2 separate regions of the Mus musculus genome follow, and region 2 is linked to region 1. A link is a contact called in ENCODE Hi-C data. All regions are on one chromosome and are shown on one strand. The core of a region is the stretch at or near the end of the contact, and the rest is flanking DNA. Distances in the headings are between cores, read along the strand shown.

Evidence for each region. A loop is a pair of places that touch in the nucleus more often than their neighbours do.
Region 2: a loop to region 1 is called in a map of T-helper 17 cell, with 5 times the contacts of the local background. The contact joins the promoter of Tubgcp5 here to the promoter of Prmt3 in region 1. A Hi-C loop is called at or near these places in 2 of 37 maps with a recorded cell type or tissue (T-helper 17 cell and T-helper 2 cell).

What each region holds. Positions count from the first base shown.
Region 1 is chr7:49,774,063-49,782,023 of GRCm38, reverse strand. Prmt3 (protein arginine N-methyltransferase 3) reads right to left here and starts at 3,666. Exons shown (of 16, transcript NM_133740.2): 1 at 3,523-3,666; 2 at 3,311-3,443; 3 at 1,633-1,715; 4 at 854-903; 5 at 1-82. The coding sequence starts at 3,547.
Region 2 is chr7:55,790,447-55,798,407 of GRCm38, reverse strand. It overlaps Tubgcp5 (tubulin, gamma complex associated protein 5), which reads right to left and starts at 4,283. Exons shown (of 23, transcript NM_146190.3): 1 at 4,068-4,283; 2 at 2,457-2,510; 3 at 2,261-2,369. The coding sequence starts at 4,213.

The sequences.
Region 1 (7,961 bases), core at 2,417-4,916:
CTTCCAACACTGGCTTCAGGTACTCATCTTTTTCCCAAGGCACAGGGTTATATATGGAATTCATATATTCAACCGTAGGATTCTGGGCATGAAGATAAAGCACACTGTATTCATTGTTTGCAATGACAAAGCTCCCAAAAAAGGAGTGAGGAACTTAAGCAAAACAGAACTCAAATCTGCACAAAATGGTTGCACCTGTGTTTACCCGGCATTCTAAATGGCTACAGGGCATTCTTATACTCTCTGATGCCAGGAGAGTGACACCAGCTCAAACATTCATTTCAAAAGGACAAAGAACAAAACATTTGAAAAAAATAAACAATGTAGGATGGAGAAATGGCTGAGGGCCTAAGAGCATTGGCTATCCTTACAGAACAGCTGGGTTCAATTCCTAGCACCCACATGGGGGCTCACAACCAACCATCTTTAACCCAAGGTCCAGAGGATCCTGACGGCCTCTTTTGGCTTCTGCAGGCACCAGGCATTCAGGCAAAACATTCATATACATAAAATAAGATAGAGATTTAAAAGAGAATAAACTGTGGACATTTTTAAAAGCTCAAAGTTCCTGAATCAGACTAGAAATGATTTGATTTTACTGATAGTTTTCCTTTTATCTAATATTGCTTTCTGCATAGTACTGATCAGTTTAGTTAAACATGACAGGACTAAGCAGAGGGGACATGTCCACCTGGAGCGTCACACAGCACTCTTTTCTCAGGCCCACAATTCCCACAAGATGAAAAATGCCAAATTTGAAACAACAGCTCAAAATTTACTAAATAATCAGGACAGCGACAGTCTCTATGAACTCCAAAAATTTCTAAATAAAATTATTAGGTTTCCAACTTACCTTAAGTCTAATAAAATTTATTAGTTTAATGTATCCATAAAATTCAAGTCCTAAATAGGAGAAAAGACAATTCATTGATTTTAATACAATGTATTTGTTTTAACTCATCTGTAAATTTTCCTCCAATGATATATTTCCGACCTCTAAAGTATCACTTATTATTTGGAATTTTGCATTAAGAATTAGGAGCTGCAATTTTGTTACTTTTAAATATTTAAGCTGAGAATTAGCCACAGGTAACAGGTTTTGAAGTGTTTTGCATTTCATTAAAGAATTTATTTATTATCATGCATGTGGGGGGTACGCTATATGGGGGAGGGAGAGTGTGATGTGTATATGTAAGTGTGCTACCCTGCACAAGTGGAGGTCAAAGAATACTGGCTGTCTTCTTCCACCTCTGTGTGAGTTCTGGGATACAAACTCAGATTGTCAGAACTGTGGCAAAATGGGTGAGAGCACTTACACAGAAGGCATAAGGCCATGATTGCGATTCTCAGCACCACATAAAACACCAGGCAGAGGTGGCAGCCTTTTGTACTGTTAATGCTTGAGAGGCAGAAGCCAGGGATCATTCAAGAAAGCTGCTAGCTAGAGCAGCTGGGTCAGCGAGCTCCAGGTTCAAGTGAGAGGTCCTGCCTCAATGCACACAGTAGAGCACAACTGAGGAAGACAGCTAACATCAGCTGGGGGGAACTACACACAAAGGAAAGAAAGGGTCTGGAAAAAGGGTCAATCTAAACTTCACAAGCAAACCTGCCTTTATGCTAAGAGATACTCACCATGTTTATGGACCATACTATCAATATTAAATTGATGCTCCAACTTACAGTGTGAAAACGTTTCCTCAGCAGAGGCGAACAACCTGAAGAGACAAGCATAGAGTCTCCTGGAACAGTCTCAGAGGAGGTCAAAATACTGAATGTTAGCACTTCCTCCAGGCTCCACCCAACAGTTACCTAGCAACAGCCTACCCCCTCCCTTCCCCTCCATTCCTCTCCTCACCTTCCCTCTCTCTTTCTCCATTTACTCTCTCCCTCTCTCTCTTCCCTTGTGACCCTGGCTGGCCTTTCCTCCTCTTCCTCTCTCTTTCTGTCCTTCTCTGTCCCCCTCCCTCTGCCTCTACCCCCTTCCCCAGGGTCCCTAAACCTGTCCTTTGGCAGATTCCTCAGGGGGACTCCTCAGCAAGTCCCAAGAGGAGCTCCCTCCCTCTGGCGTTACACCACAACCGTTTTAGACAACACTGAATACCCCAAATTTACCCAGAGGCTTCTGGGTAATAAAGCTCTCTCTGATATATTTGGTTTCTCTCAAGTCACAAAAGTTCCCTAGTTGAGCCTCTTTCCCCTCCCTCTGAACCCAGCATAGTGTTTTTAGACACAAAGCACACAATTATACAGCTGGCACATTCCCAAAGTGCCAGATTTCAAGTGACCTTGGTAGTCCTACAGCACCTGCACTACAGCGTGAAGAATAACACTTCTTTTGTATGTAACCTCCAACACTGAAGGACACGAACGAATATACAGCAGAGACTCCGCACTTCACTTCTGTATGCCTAGCACACAGGCAACTCTCAATGTCTGCCAAGACAGGTCATCTGGATCATCCTCGCAGCCTATCACAGGGCACTGCACCACAGATGCTCAATAAATACAATAAATACGAGTGTGCAGTCATTCTCCTCTCCAATGAGGCGCCACCTAGGACCACTAATATGCCACCAGTCAGCACCAGGAACCGACACAGGGGGCGGGACCCAGCAGCGCTAGTCAACATCAATCACCCCTTTTTCAGCCAAGTCACTTCCATCTAAGATGCAGGATTTTAAGTGAAAAGAAGGTGTGTCCTAGGAATATAAACAGCAGCTTCGTGACCTTGAACAAGTTGGTGGCTCTGCAGCCTCATTTTCCCCTAAGTACAAAGAGCATCAGTTCCTCCCTCAATCATGGAAGTGAGCTAGTTCTGTCTAAATGGCTCAGTTGAATGTTACATGAGAAGAGAACGTCCTATTATAGGATGGTAGAAATGGAAGCGCGCTTCCAGTCTATGCGCTTTCAAAGTCTGGTATCCAAGGAACAGAATGAAAAACACCCAGCCTTCATGGAATCCCTAATTTAGGACTAAGGTGTGAAGTTCAGATTTTTTCTGGGTGTGTTTTCGAGAGGGTCTAGCTTGGTGACTCAAGGCTGGCCTGGGATTCCTGACCATTCTCCTGCCTCAGCCTCCAGAGTGATGGTATGCCAGGCCTGACTTAGTATGGGGGGTGGGGGGGGGGAATTAGAGTGAGGGGTGGGGTTGACTGGGCTGCAGAGGCAAACCCAGAGCGCGGTCCCCGGCTCCGCCCCCCCCGGACCACGTGAGCAGCCCCTTGTCAATCAACCGTCCCGCGCGGGCCGGAGCCTCGGGCCCGCCACGTGCTCGCTGGCGCTGCGGCGCGCCTTCCACACCGGCACGAACCTGTCACAGAACAGGCAGGGTGTGTGCTGCCGGCCGTGCGCGGGCTCAGTGTCCGCGTCCTCGTCCTCCCAGCCCGCGTCGTCTCCGCTGTCCGACAGTTCCAGGGGCTCCGGCCCCAGCTCGGCGCCACGGCCTGCAGAGCACACACGGTCAGCACCGAGACCCGCGCCCGCCCACCCGCGCCCCGCCGCCCTACGCGAGGGGGCACCCACCGTTCCCCGCCGCTAGCGAACACATGGCCGCCGACCAAGCGCGCGGCCGCACAGCGCGGCACCGGAGCCGGGAACGAGCGGCGCGGGTGCGCGGGAGCCCCCAAAGCGATCCACACGCGGAGCGTGAACCGTCCGGAGAGCGCTTCCGGGTCACGTGGGCGTAGGGGGCGGGGCACCGCTCTCCGGCTTGGACGCTTGCGCAACCGAGGCGCCGGCGCTTACAAGGTTGAGCACCGACTTATCGCAGCGCCCTCTGGCGGCAGAGATGGCCAATGCAGGCCAGGCTCGGAGGCTCTGGGGAAGACAAGAAAGCCCCTTAAATTAACCTGTATGCTGATGTATGTGGGTGTGCACTCAAGCCCCACACCCCTACTAGGGGTTAAAGTGATAAAGTGAGAACCATGGGCTTTACAAACACCCTAAGTTTGAACTCTATTTCTGAATGCTTGAATTCTAAGCATGAGCAGGTAACCTGCCTTCTCTTGGCCTCAGTTTCCTGACTGGTAAAGCACTCTCATGACTGCAGTAACCTGATGGTTATGGTAAGACTTACACGTGTGTGAAAAGTTTAGGCATTAACTTGAGCCTATACAATGGAAACAGGTGGACTGTGTGATATGTGCCAACAAATGCTCTCTGCCCTGCCTGTGGGGTTAGGGAGGATACCAGGGTTCCCGAGTCTCAGGCTGCCTCCTTTCTAATATTCCTAGTATCTAACAGTGGAGTTCCCTTAGGCAGGTGGGAAGCAGTAATTCTGGGTAGGTAAAGCCTCCAGGCTGCAGATGAGGCTGGACTCTGCATGGGGCATGTTTGAGGACATGGCCAGCTAGGCCTGCATAGTATAGTGTCAGACAGCTCAGTTCAACTTCCCACCATGCACACCCTCGAGCCAGTGTACTGCTGATCACTGAAGCTCTTTGGTGGGCAGTTCCTCTTCCCCTCTGTTGTGTTTTATAAAAAGATAAAGGGAGAAGGGATATGTTTTGGTGGAGGTGTAGTCAGGTGGGGGGGGGGGGGGAGTGGTGCCTCTGCGGGCCCATGCTGAGGCACCTCTTCCCCCTGAGGGCATGGTATAGTAATAGTATAGAATAGAGTTTATTCAGGGCATGGGGAGGGGAGTTAAGAAGGTAATAGAGACAGAAAAAGGCAGAGAGAGAGAGAGAGAGAGAGAGTAGCGGATTAGAGGAGTAGAGGCCAGCCATGAGCACGTGGAGAGAGAGGGGGGAGGGAATGGGGAGAGAGGGGGGCAGGAGCCAGAAGGCAAGAGGACTCAGAGGGGACAAGCAGCCCCTTTTGTAGTGACTCAGGCATACCTAGCCAGGTAACAGGGGGGGGGGTGCTAACACCCTCCCCCAACAGGATTTTGCTCACATCATAATTTTTTAAAATATTTTTGAGAATATCACACAGTGTCTCTTGATCATATGCCTCCCACTCCTCCTCTTAATTCCTCTCAGATCCATCCACTCCCATGGCCCTACCCCTCACCTTTATATCCTTTTAAAAAACAATAACATGGATTCCAGTTTCTGGGGTCCATATACTCTGGGTTGGGGGACAACCACAGGAGTGTGGTCAACCTACCAGAGGTCACAGCCTTAAAGAAAACTCCCTCTCTGAGAAACATCCACTGTCATAGCTCCTCAGGAGTGGGTACTCAAGAATCCCCAGCCACGCCATGTTAGAATGCTGACTGGCTTCTCTCGTGCAGGCAACCCCAGCTGCTAGCTTTACGAGTGGTCCTGGTATGTGCAGAAGACGGTTTCCCTCCAGTCCTCCCAACCTCTTACAGCCTGCCTACCCCTTGTGAAGGTTTGAATAAGTATGGTCCTCCCCACAGAATCATATGTTTGAACGCTTGGCCCATGGAGAGTGGCACTATTAGGAGGTACGGCCTTGTTGGAGTATGTGTGGCCTTGTTAGAGGAAGTGTGTCATTGTGGAAGCAGGCTTTGAGGTCTCCTATGCTCAAACTCCACACAATGTGGAACTCAGTCCCCTTCTACTGCCTTTGGATCAAAATGTAGAACTCTCAGCTCCTCCAGGACCATGTCTGCCTGCACAATGCCATGTTTCCCACCATGATCATAGACTAAACCTCTGAAACTATAAGCCAGCCCCAATTACATGTTTTCCATTATAAAAGTTGTCTTGGTCATAGTGGTCTCTTCACAACAATAAAACCCTAACTAAGATGCCCCCCTTCCCAGTCACATCAACCATTTCTAAAAACAGGTTGTGTTACTCTGGGAACAGCCCAGGTCTTCCTTATTGTCTATTACTGTCTATTATCTTCTCCACCTCCTCTCCCTCCTCTTCCTCTCTTTTTCTCTTTCCCAAATACCCCATTCCATGGTCTGGCTCACAGAAGAGGACAGGGTCCATCACATCACCTTCTGAAGCTCTCTGACATCCTAGGACATTGCCAGATATCTGCTGGCCCTCTTGGCTAGCAGACTGCTCAATGACTTATCACCACCTTGATAGGAGCACCTGCTGAACAAATGAATGAATGTACAGCCTTTCTTTATCTGGGCCCATCCGACTCTCTCTCTGCATAAACTTCTCTCTCCAGCAAGCCACATTTTTCTCTGTTGAAGGAACCTGCTGAACCATAGTGGTGCCCAAATGTTGATGGTGACAGTAATTAATGCCAGTCTAGAGGCCCAGAACCTTCTGTGAGGCTGACATCTCGCTACAGTACAGGGCTTGGGTATGGGCTATTTTCTCTCCTACTCATGAAGATAGATCCTTCCAACATCACTCTACTCTGTTATTGAGATCTGACTGTAGACTTACTCGCTCCTGAATGTTTGATGCGCAGAAACAGTAGAGAGTAACTTAAAACTGGCCACTGAGTCTAGCCGTCTCCAGAGCCCACAAGGCTCAGTGTATTCTTATGGGTATCCCCAAAGGCTGCTTCCCTTCTCTTCTCAAAGCCCAAGACTGTTATGATGGGAACACATCCAGCTCCTCCAAGCCCAGCCATGAGGGAACCCACCAGCAGGAAGAAAACTTCTACTTTTGAGATGGGGTTTTACTATGTAGTCCTGGAAGACCTTGATCCTTGCGCCTCAGCCTCCCTGGTGCTAGGATTACAGGCAGGCATCCAGCTCTGTCTCCTTGAAGCTCACTTGCCAAGATCCCAGACTGCTCTAGAAGAGTTGACATTGACAATGTCTGCTGTCTTCCAGGAATACAAACCCATACTACAGGGAACGGTATTCACTCAGCAGTGTCCACCAAAAGTTGAAATGTAATCAGGACAATAGACAGTCATTGAAGTCAAGTGACTTAGATCCCCCAGCACAGAAGCTGCACCTGTCCCATGATGTAACTGGCACAATGTGCTCCTCTGGGCACTGCCCCTTCCCTCTGTTTTCCTTTCCTGCCTGTTTAATGTGTATCATCGAAAGAAGGCTGGAAACATAGCTCCATTGGTAGACTTCTTACCTAGCATGCATAAAGCCTTGGGTTCAATCCCAGCACTACAGAAACCAGGCATGATGGGGCAAATTTATAATCCCAACACTTGGGAGGTAGAGGAAGAAGAATCGCAAGTTCAAGGTCATCTTGGATTGCTTATTGAATTTGAGGCCAGCCTGGGCTACCTAAGACCCTTTCCCAAAACAAAAGACTAGAAAAGCGCACCACACTGAGTCTTTCACAGTCTAGTGTCCAGGAATTTTAGATTAACCAGCATTTGCAATTGAAAGGAGCCTGGATCAAGAGAGAAACACAAGAATTTAAGTTTTAATTGAATATACTAAGTTAACTGGAAACCTGGAAACAGGGGTACTTTAACAGAGTGGTTAAAGAAACCACCTGCAGGGAGCTGGGTAGATGGCTCAATGGTTAAGAATATTTGCTGCCCTTACAGAAGACCTGAATAACGTGTTCCTAGCACACACATAGGTAGATCTGTAACTCAGGTCCAGGGGATCCAGTGCCCTCTTCTGGTCTCTGAGGGAACACACACACACACACACACACACACACACACACACCCCAAAATACTAACAATGGGATCAGGCTGAGTGGGGTTTATCCTGACCCTGCCACTTCCTAGCGCTAGCTTTTCAGCTCTAGAGCCCTGAGCAAGGCTCAATAGTGTGCCTCAGACTCCCCATCTGCAATATAAGGATAAGAATACAAATTTAACTGGGCAGTGGTGGCACACACCTTTAATCCCAGCACTTGGAAGGCAGAGGCAGGCAGATTTCTGAGTTCTAGGCCAGCCTGGTCTACAAAGTGAGTTCCAGGACAGCCAGGGCTATTCCAAAAAAAAAAAAAAAAAAGAATAGAAATTTAAATGAAAAACTAAAGACATGAGGGTAACAGTATGGCTTTATAGGATTGCTGGGGAATTATCGGAGTGCCAAGAACATACAACCTAAAATTATAGACCTCTGCAGTGTTAGGAGCTGTGATGCCATCCCC
Region 2 (7,961 bases), core at 3,034-5,533, 6.0 Mb before region 1:
CATCTATAATTGCACGGAGTACAAGTGTACCTGTTTGCTGCACTCAGAGAAGTCAAAGATGCTCTTGGCCTTTGTTGTAAAGATTTACTTGTTATTTTATGTGTATGGGTACTTTGCTTCCATGTGTGTATATGCAGCAAATGCATGCAGCACTCTCTTAGACCAGAAGAGTGCTGCTCCCTTGGAACTGGACTTACAGGCAGGCATTTGTGCGTGGTGCTGGAACTGAACCAGGTCCTCTGGATAAGCAGTAGTTGCTCCTAACTGTTGAGTTATTTCTCCAGCCCTGTTGGTGTTAAGTTTGCATTTATCTTATGGAGGGGGTCAGTATTTTTTTTTTTAAATAAACCTAAAAGTCTTTTGATTTTCTTTCACTAGAAACCACACTGCCAAGACATTTCAAGTTTCAACAGATCTTTGTTATGACTCTCATAAACCAATCAAATCTATCTAATGAAAAGTACTATTTTTGCATGTTAGCCTTTCTATGACCCAAATTTCTGAGTCTTTCCTTGTTCATAGCACTGATGTCTAAACTGTAATGTTAGCTATGCAGAAAAAGTTAATGGAGATCCAAGTAGCCGAAGCTTTGAACATTCTCCAAGAAGGCTTGTTTTCATGGACGGCTTGCCAGCCAACTGCTAGTTAACAGTTCTTAGGATTTTTAACTGGTTAATAATAGGGAAAGCTCACATCTAGAATCATACTGTCCTATTTTTTTTTTTAAAAAAAAATTGGTATTTTTGAAGAATTATGGGCTTTTCTTTAGGAAATCTGGAACTTCAGTCAATGTAGCCAGGAAATGCTTTGTTTTAGGTATGTTGATGGTATGCCTTGGTATGTAGATGGCCTTGAACTTGCAACCCTCCGGTTCTCTGTTTCCTTACACTAAGACAACAGGTACAAGATTCAATGCTAACATTCACAAATGAGAGAAAGCATGCGATCTTTTTTCTGCTGGGTCTTGATGATCTCTAGCTCTATTTGCTCGTGAATTTTCTAATGTCATTCTTCTTGAGGGCTGAATAATATTCCACTATATAAATACACTACATTTGCATTATCCATTCATCAGCTGTAGGATAGTAGGCTGTTTTCACTTCCTGGCTATTGTGAGAGTAACAAAGACTAGGATGAGCAGGAACCTCAATGGCAGAATATCGAGTCCTTTGGCTGTGTGCCCGAGAGTGGTACAGCTCATCATGTGGAAGATTTGTAGTTTTGGAGACAGAAACTGTTCTCTGTCCACAACAGGGCAGGTGTACAAGGCCACATACTCATGACTACAGAGGCAGCACAAATGAAAATTTTATGCATTAGAATAAGAAAGGACACAAATTGGGTGTGTATGGAGGGATGACGAGGAGTTGGAGTAGCAGTGAATATGGCCAAAACTCACTGTATGAAATTCTCAAAGGACCCAATAAACACCACCACCAACAAAGTAGAGCACATGTGCACATAATACAAACCCTCAGAGCACACAACAAATGAAGTAATCTCCATTTAATTTTCACCAGGCATCACTTAGCCTTTTGAGAAGTACATCATTAGGCAGCTTTGGTGTTGAGTGAGAGAACCTCCTTGATGACACTTACAGAACCCTAAAGGCATAGCCTATCATGCATGCGCTTCGTTTCTGCTTTCTGCTCTAGTCATCTCTTTCCTGACTGGAATCTAGATGAGTTAATGGTAATAAACGATAGAAATGATGATGCTAGACTAAGAAGACACTAGTGCTAAGAATTCTTGTAGCAAATCACTGTACCTAAGGGTGGCCTTGGAGCCCCTGACATAATATAAAAGCACATTTGGGATACGGCTGCTATCTGAGAAATTCAAGGTAGCCAAATAGTGCTGATTTCTGTAACCGTAGTAAATTCCAAGTGAGACAGCAAACAAGAGCACACTGCTTATGTCCTACCAAACCTGAGGCCACAGCTACCCCATTCTCTCTGAGGCCCTGCTCCAGTCAGGGGATACTACTAAATAGAGCGTTCATGAAGAGATAACACAGTGATGATAATTATACTGCACAGAGTGACTGCAAAAGCCCGGCAGTGAGCAGTGGTGGCCCACGCCTATAACCACAACATTCTGGAAGCAGAGGCAGGTGGGATCTCTGAGTTTGAGGCCAGCCTGGTCTACAAGGTGGGTTCCAGGACAGTCAGAGCGTCACAGAACCCTGTCTCGGAACGACAAAGAGCAGCAACAGCAACAAGAGTGACTACAACTGGAGAGCTCACGGCTGAAGGCTTACCTTTATTTTCTCTGTGCTGGGAAGAGATGCATTTAGGAACTCCTTAGTTAATCTCTTCCAACTAGCAGCTTTGTTGAGATCAGAATGAATGGTGAATTTTTCATAAATTCTAAAATGTTAAAAAAAAAATCAATTAGTACCTAAATAGCTTTTGAGAACGCATCAATGAATACATATAGACAGAGAATCAACATACCCTTCTATTGTTTTTTCTACTTTGTGACTGTTGACATCCAAGAAACGATGAAATCTGGTAAAGATAAAATACAGTTTTTAATGTCAGTGTCACATGGCAGTATTTACTGTCAGGTAGCTAAGTATACTTGAGTCACAGCTCTCCATGTCCCTGCATATGTCTGACACCCCTGACAACCTGTCCTCTGGCTCCTTTGTCTTTTTATATGTCCCACAGTTATGTTCAGTATAACATATTTTCCTAGGGTTTTTGCTAGATCTTGCTATGTGGCTCTGAGCTCACTAGGAAGCTAAGGATAGCCTTCAACTCACAGCAATCCTCCTGCCTGAGCCACCCAAGTGGGTATACTTTTTAGTGCAAAATTCTGATGTAATTATAGGCATACATCATTGTGACTGGATTTTCTTTGTCTTTTTAATGTAAGAGAGAAGCCCAGTGAAATCTTAACATTTGTCCTCTGAATAATTCTGCTAAATGTACAAAATGAAATACAAAGAAAAGCAAACATATTCATGTACAATTATCAAATATTTAGAAAGCTTTGAAAGGGTCTGGAGAGATGCCTCGGGGGTTAAGAGCCCACGCCATTGCTCAGGGTCCCCAGGTTCTATTCACAGCACCCACAGGCTGTTTATAATCCCAGTTCCAGGGGATCAGCTGCCTTGGGCACCAGGCACACACATGCACACGTGTACACAGAGTCAAATCATACACATAACATCATCAACAACAAAACCTAAAATTTAGCAGTGGGACCAAAGGCTGTCATTAATGTAACAACGAACAACATGTGGAAATAAAGCAACTGTAACACAAGGTGACTGCCACATGTTTTCTACGGGTGACACTGGTGACAGAGTGTTATAGGTATGCTTTTAGTACTTCTGTTATACTATGCAGCATCTATGTCTCTTCCCAACTCTAAAATGACTATCCCCTCCCTCCTATCTGCCACTAGAAAAAATACTTGTGGTACATCTGCTTTTCGAGTTACCTGACTTCTTTGAATCCTTGTTCTTTCTATAGGTTATAACTAGAAATTGCACTTGTGGTTTTGGATCGTTGGCTTGCTTCCCATCAACCTGAGAGGTCTGTAGTCTCACGAACTAGGCAGACACTCACGTCCTGCGCTTAGAATCAGGATCACAGTCTGACAAACTGTTCACTGTTTAGGGTGACTTCTACTAGACATGCTATGTGTTGCTCAATAGTAGAACTTGAATTTGTTTTATGCAATGCAAAGGGAGGACACAGAAGCGGGGAAACTTGTAAGTGGTCCGAGCAAGAGAAGAGGGGGGTTGGTGAGACAAACAAAAAACAAAACAAAACAAAAAACCCCCAAAAAACCTAACAGGATGTGATCAGAATTTGGCGCTAAAAATTCACTTTCCCAGCCATCAAATGACTTTTGATGTGCACCGTACTGCGTGCGGGTGAGCAGAGTCAACAGCTCTCTAGGAATGTGCCGCTGCAACTGCGGGTTTCTCGCAAGGGCACCTAAGGGGAAACCAAGGCACAGCAGCTGCAGCAGACGCAGGGGTGCCGGAGGCCGCACTCCCGACCCGGACCCGCCCGCCCGCGCGACTTCAGCTCGTAGCCGCGATCCCACACCTGAAGTTGGACCAGACGAAGTCCAGGGCCAGCTGGAAGTTGGGGTCCGCCTCGTCCTGCAGCCCCGTAACCTGCCGGACGAGCTCGCACACATCATGCTCCAGCTGTCTGTCCATCCGGCTCCCGGACGACTTAGGCCGGGCCATTGCCGCGGCGTACCTATCAGGATCTCTGCTAAGTGGCGACTGTTCTCGCGAGAGTTCCGCCCGTCCCGGCACCGGGGTTTCGAGATGTGGAGGATGTTTCCGCGAGAGTTCCGGCAGCCCCGGAGCTGTGCCTGGGAAAGGTGCTGATGGGAGTGGATGCTGGTTGCTGGATGCGGTGCGTCCGTGGGTGGGGAAGAGATGTGCTCTTTCTGCTTGCACACCGGGAAATCCGAGAGTCTTCAGACAGCTAACCATTATTTATTATTAATCATTGTTAATAAGGGACTCTGGATACTCCTGATTAACGATTTAAATTCTGATGCATTTTGAGCCAACCAGTTTTTTGGTTCCAGGGTATAGTTTCCGACATTTTTGAACATCGTGACTTATTTGTTCATGCTCCGGCCTTCACTTTCTCCTCCAGACGACCTAAACTGGGCTCTCAGAGCTCCCCAACTAAACACATGCTTCTGATTAGACCAGGAACATATGGTTAAAGCAGCGATAGTGCCCATTTATGTATTACAATGGCTCTGAACCTTCCAAATGCTGTGACCCTTTAATATAGTTCCTCTCGCTGGGATGACCCATAACCATTAAATTATTTCGTTGCTACTTCATAGTTATACTTTTGCTAGTTTACGAATTGTAATGTAACTATCTGATGTGTGATCCCTACTGCGGGTCACTGCCCACATGCTGAAACTGCTGGTTTATTAGTAAGGTGGAGATGTATGTGAGGGCCAGCTGTCTGTCACCCACTTGATGGCCGGGGATGCTTTTCTGTTACTGTTCTTTGTGCACCCACAGCTTTGGGTTAGGCCGACCTTCCCTATGGAGGACTTGTCCTTGTTACAGTACAGGCAGTTGTGCTTTCTTGTTAGAACCCTCGAACAAGTTCTCAAGAAAGGGAAAGTGGCTCTGAGTTCAAGGCCAGCCTACAGAGTGAGTTCCAGGACAGCCAGGGCTATACAGAGAAACCCTGTCTCGAAAAAAAAAAAAAAAAATCAGAACAAAACAACCAAAACAACAACAGCAACAACAAACCCAAAACAAAACAAAAAAAGCTGGCTTACTTAATAAAGTTGCTGGCTGTCAGGCCTGGCTGCTTGCATCCCATCGTGTGGACTCACATGATAGGAGAGAACCATGTCCCATAAGTAGTCTTATAATTCCCATGTGTGCGTACCTCCACCCCATACAAAAATAAATTTTAAAACGTCATTTTCAAAATATAAAAAGGGGAAAGCACTCTTGAGAGCAGACGTGGGCAAAGTCGTCAGAGCAGCAGCTGGAGCCTTTGAGCCTTTATAAATCGTCCGCATTAGGTAGCACCTGCCACCCCAATTGGTACTTGCCTGACTTTTTCTTAGACGAATCCCTCACGAGGAAGGTCTTTGTTGAGGCCAGGCTAAGTTACTCCATATTGAATAAAACAGTTGTTATCCCCTAAGCTGTGCACTGCCCCAGGAGACTGTTTTACAAGAGGCCTTTGACTCCATTCTGCAGCTGAGTAGATCCAGAGAAAGCAGCAGATAGGCACCCGCGTAAAGCAAAGACAGTTAGCTTGTCCCTGGGACTAGAGAGGGAGCCACACTGTAAGTTGAATGGGGGAGACTTGGAACTGTGAAGGCAGACTGACGTATTAAATCTGGCAAACCAGGCACAAGGACTTATCAAACATACCAGATGGAGAAAATGCTGTGTCTCCCTCATGTGGATGCCATAAGTGATAGACACCCACCACTGTGATGTTATGGCTGCACACAAACCTATTATATGGTGTGTGCATCAAGGACTTGGCTAAGTCCCCCACTGTTGATGTAGCCTCCCCACTGCCTCAAATGCCCAGTTGTTCTCCTGCTGATCTGGAGCTAATCTGCAGTGCTCTGATCCTGACTTATTTTCTGCTACAGACCAGGCTTGCTGTCTTCATCCTGAATCCAGATTTCGCAGCTTCACACTCAAGCCTGACTCGAGCAGCTTCACCAGCAGTTTCTACCACTAGCTTTCTCCTGGCACTGGTCTGACTTGTTTATACAGATCTTTTCTCCATCCACTTCTGAAACCTCTTGTACTCATTCATTCTGTAGCCTACACACACACACACACACACACACACACACACACACACACACACAGGGAGACAGACAGACAGACAGATAGACAGAGATAGAGACAAGGACAGATTTGGATATATTTATTGTGTGCTGTGTGATATGAGACTTGATATTGGTAATTAAGGTTGGAACTTGTATTCATCTAGGCGGATGTGTTTATAAAAAGATAAAGAGAGGAGGGGATATGTTCTATGGAGCTGTGGTGAGGTATGGAAGAAGAGGGTGTCTCAGCAGGCCCATAGAATAGAGTTTATTCAGGGCATGGGGAGGGGAGTTAAGAGGGTAGTAGAGTCAGAGAAAGGCAGAGAGAGAGAGAGGAATAGAGAAGAAGAGGAGTAGAGGAGTAGAGGCTGGCCATGAGCACGTGAAGAGAGACGGAGAAGGGAATGGGGAGAGATGGGGGAAGGGACAGAGTGGGAGCAAGAAGGGAAGAGCAAGAAGGGGGGGTGTCATTCAGCCTCTTTTATAGTGGGTCAGGCCTACCTGGCTATTGCAGGGTAACTGTGGGGAGGAGCATACCTGGCTCCTGTTGCCAGGTATCTCTGTGGGGTTGAGCTTAGACAGAATGCTAACATAGGCTACCAAGATTTTATGGCAAATTGCTGTCATTAAAGCCAGAAAGCCTTGTGAATTTATTGCTATTCAATAAACTCTGACATTGTGGAAAGACACACCACAAGTGTGCCTATGTTTAATCTGCCAACTGGCTTGAGCTCTCTCCCGGTGTTGTGTAAAGCTCAGATGAAGAAGCGTCCAGTTTCCCTGAAAACAGGCTTGCTTTGTATGCTAATTTGGGTGCTGTTGTCCCCATTCTCCTGTCCCCATTCTCTTGTCATATCCTTATACACAGCTTTGGGGCATTAAGAAGAAGGCCCATAAGACTATCTCTTGACTGAGTAGTAGGCTTTGGTTTTCTATAGCAGTTGACTGAAATCAACATGGTAGGGAGTTTGGTTTGAAACTTGTTACGTAGCCAGGTGTGGTGGCACACGCTTTTAATCCCAGCACTCGGGAGGCAGAGGCAGGCGGATTTCTGAGTTCGAGGCCAACCTGGTCTACAAAGTGAATTCCAGGACAGCCAAGGCTACACAGAAAAACTCTTGTCTCAAAAAACCAAAAAAAAAAAAAAAAAAAAAAGAAACTTGTTACATGTCTTAGGAGACACAAAACTTTACAAGATTATGTCAGAGACCATCCCCTGAGAAAGTGAGCCCTTCACAATCTCCCTAACAGGCCAAATGGCCTTGTACTAAGAGCTGGTTATCACCCCCCTTCCGCCCTATTCCCTTCCTGGCACCTGAGGCTGTAAAGCTGAATTATAGTCCCCTCTCCCCTATCTCTTCCTGAGTTCCCATGACATCCAAGGACATGAGCTGTGCCTGAGCCCAGCCTGACCCCCAAGGCTGTCAAGGAGGATCGATGTTCCAGAGATAAGATCCAGAGTGCCCGCTGCCTGGCGCCTGACTTCGGCCCCCATGTCAGCAGATGCTCGTTTCTTTGTTCTTTGTATAATTCTCCCTAGACCCCTCCCATATTCCCTGCGATGTATGCTTTAAAAAGAAGGCACCTCAGCATAATAAACGAGACCGTGATAGGTACCCTTCCTGGTCTCCTATTCCTCTTTTTCT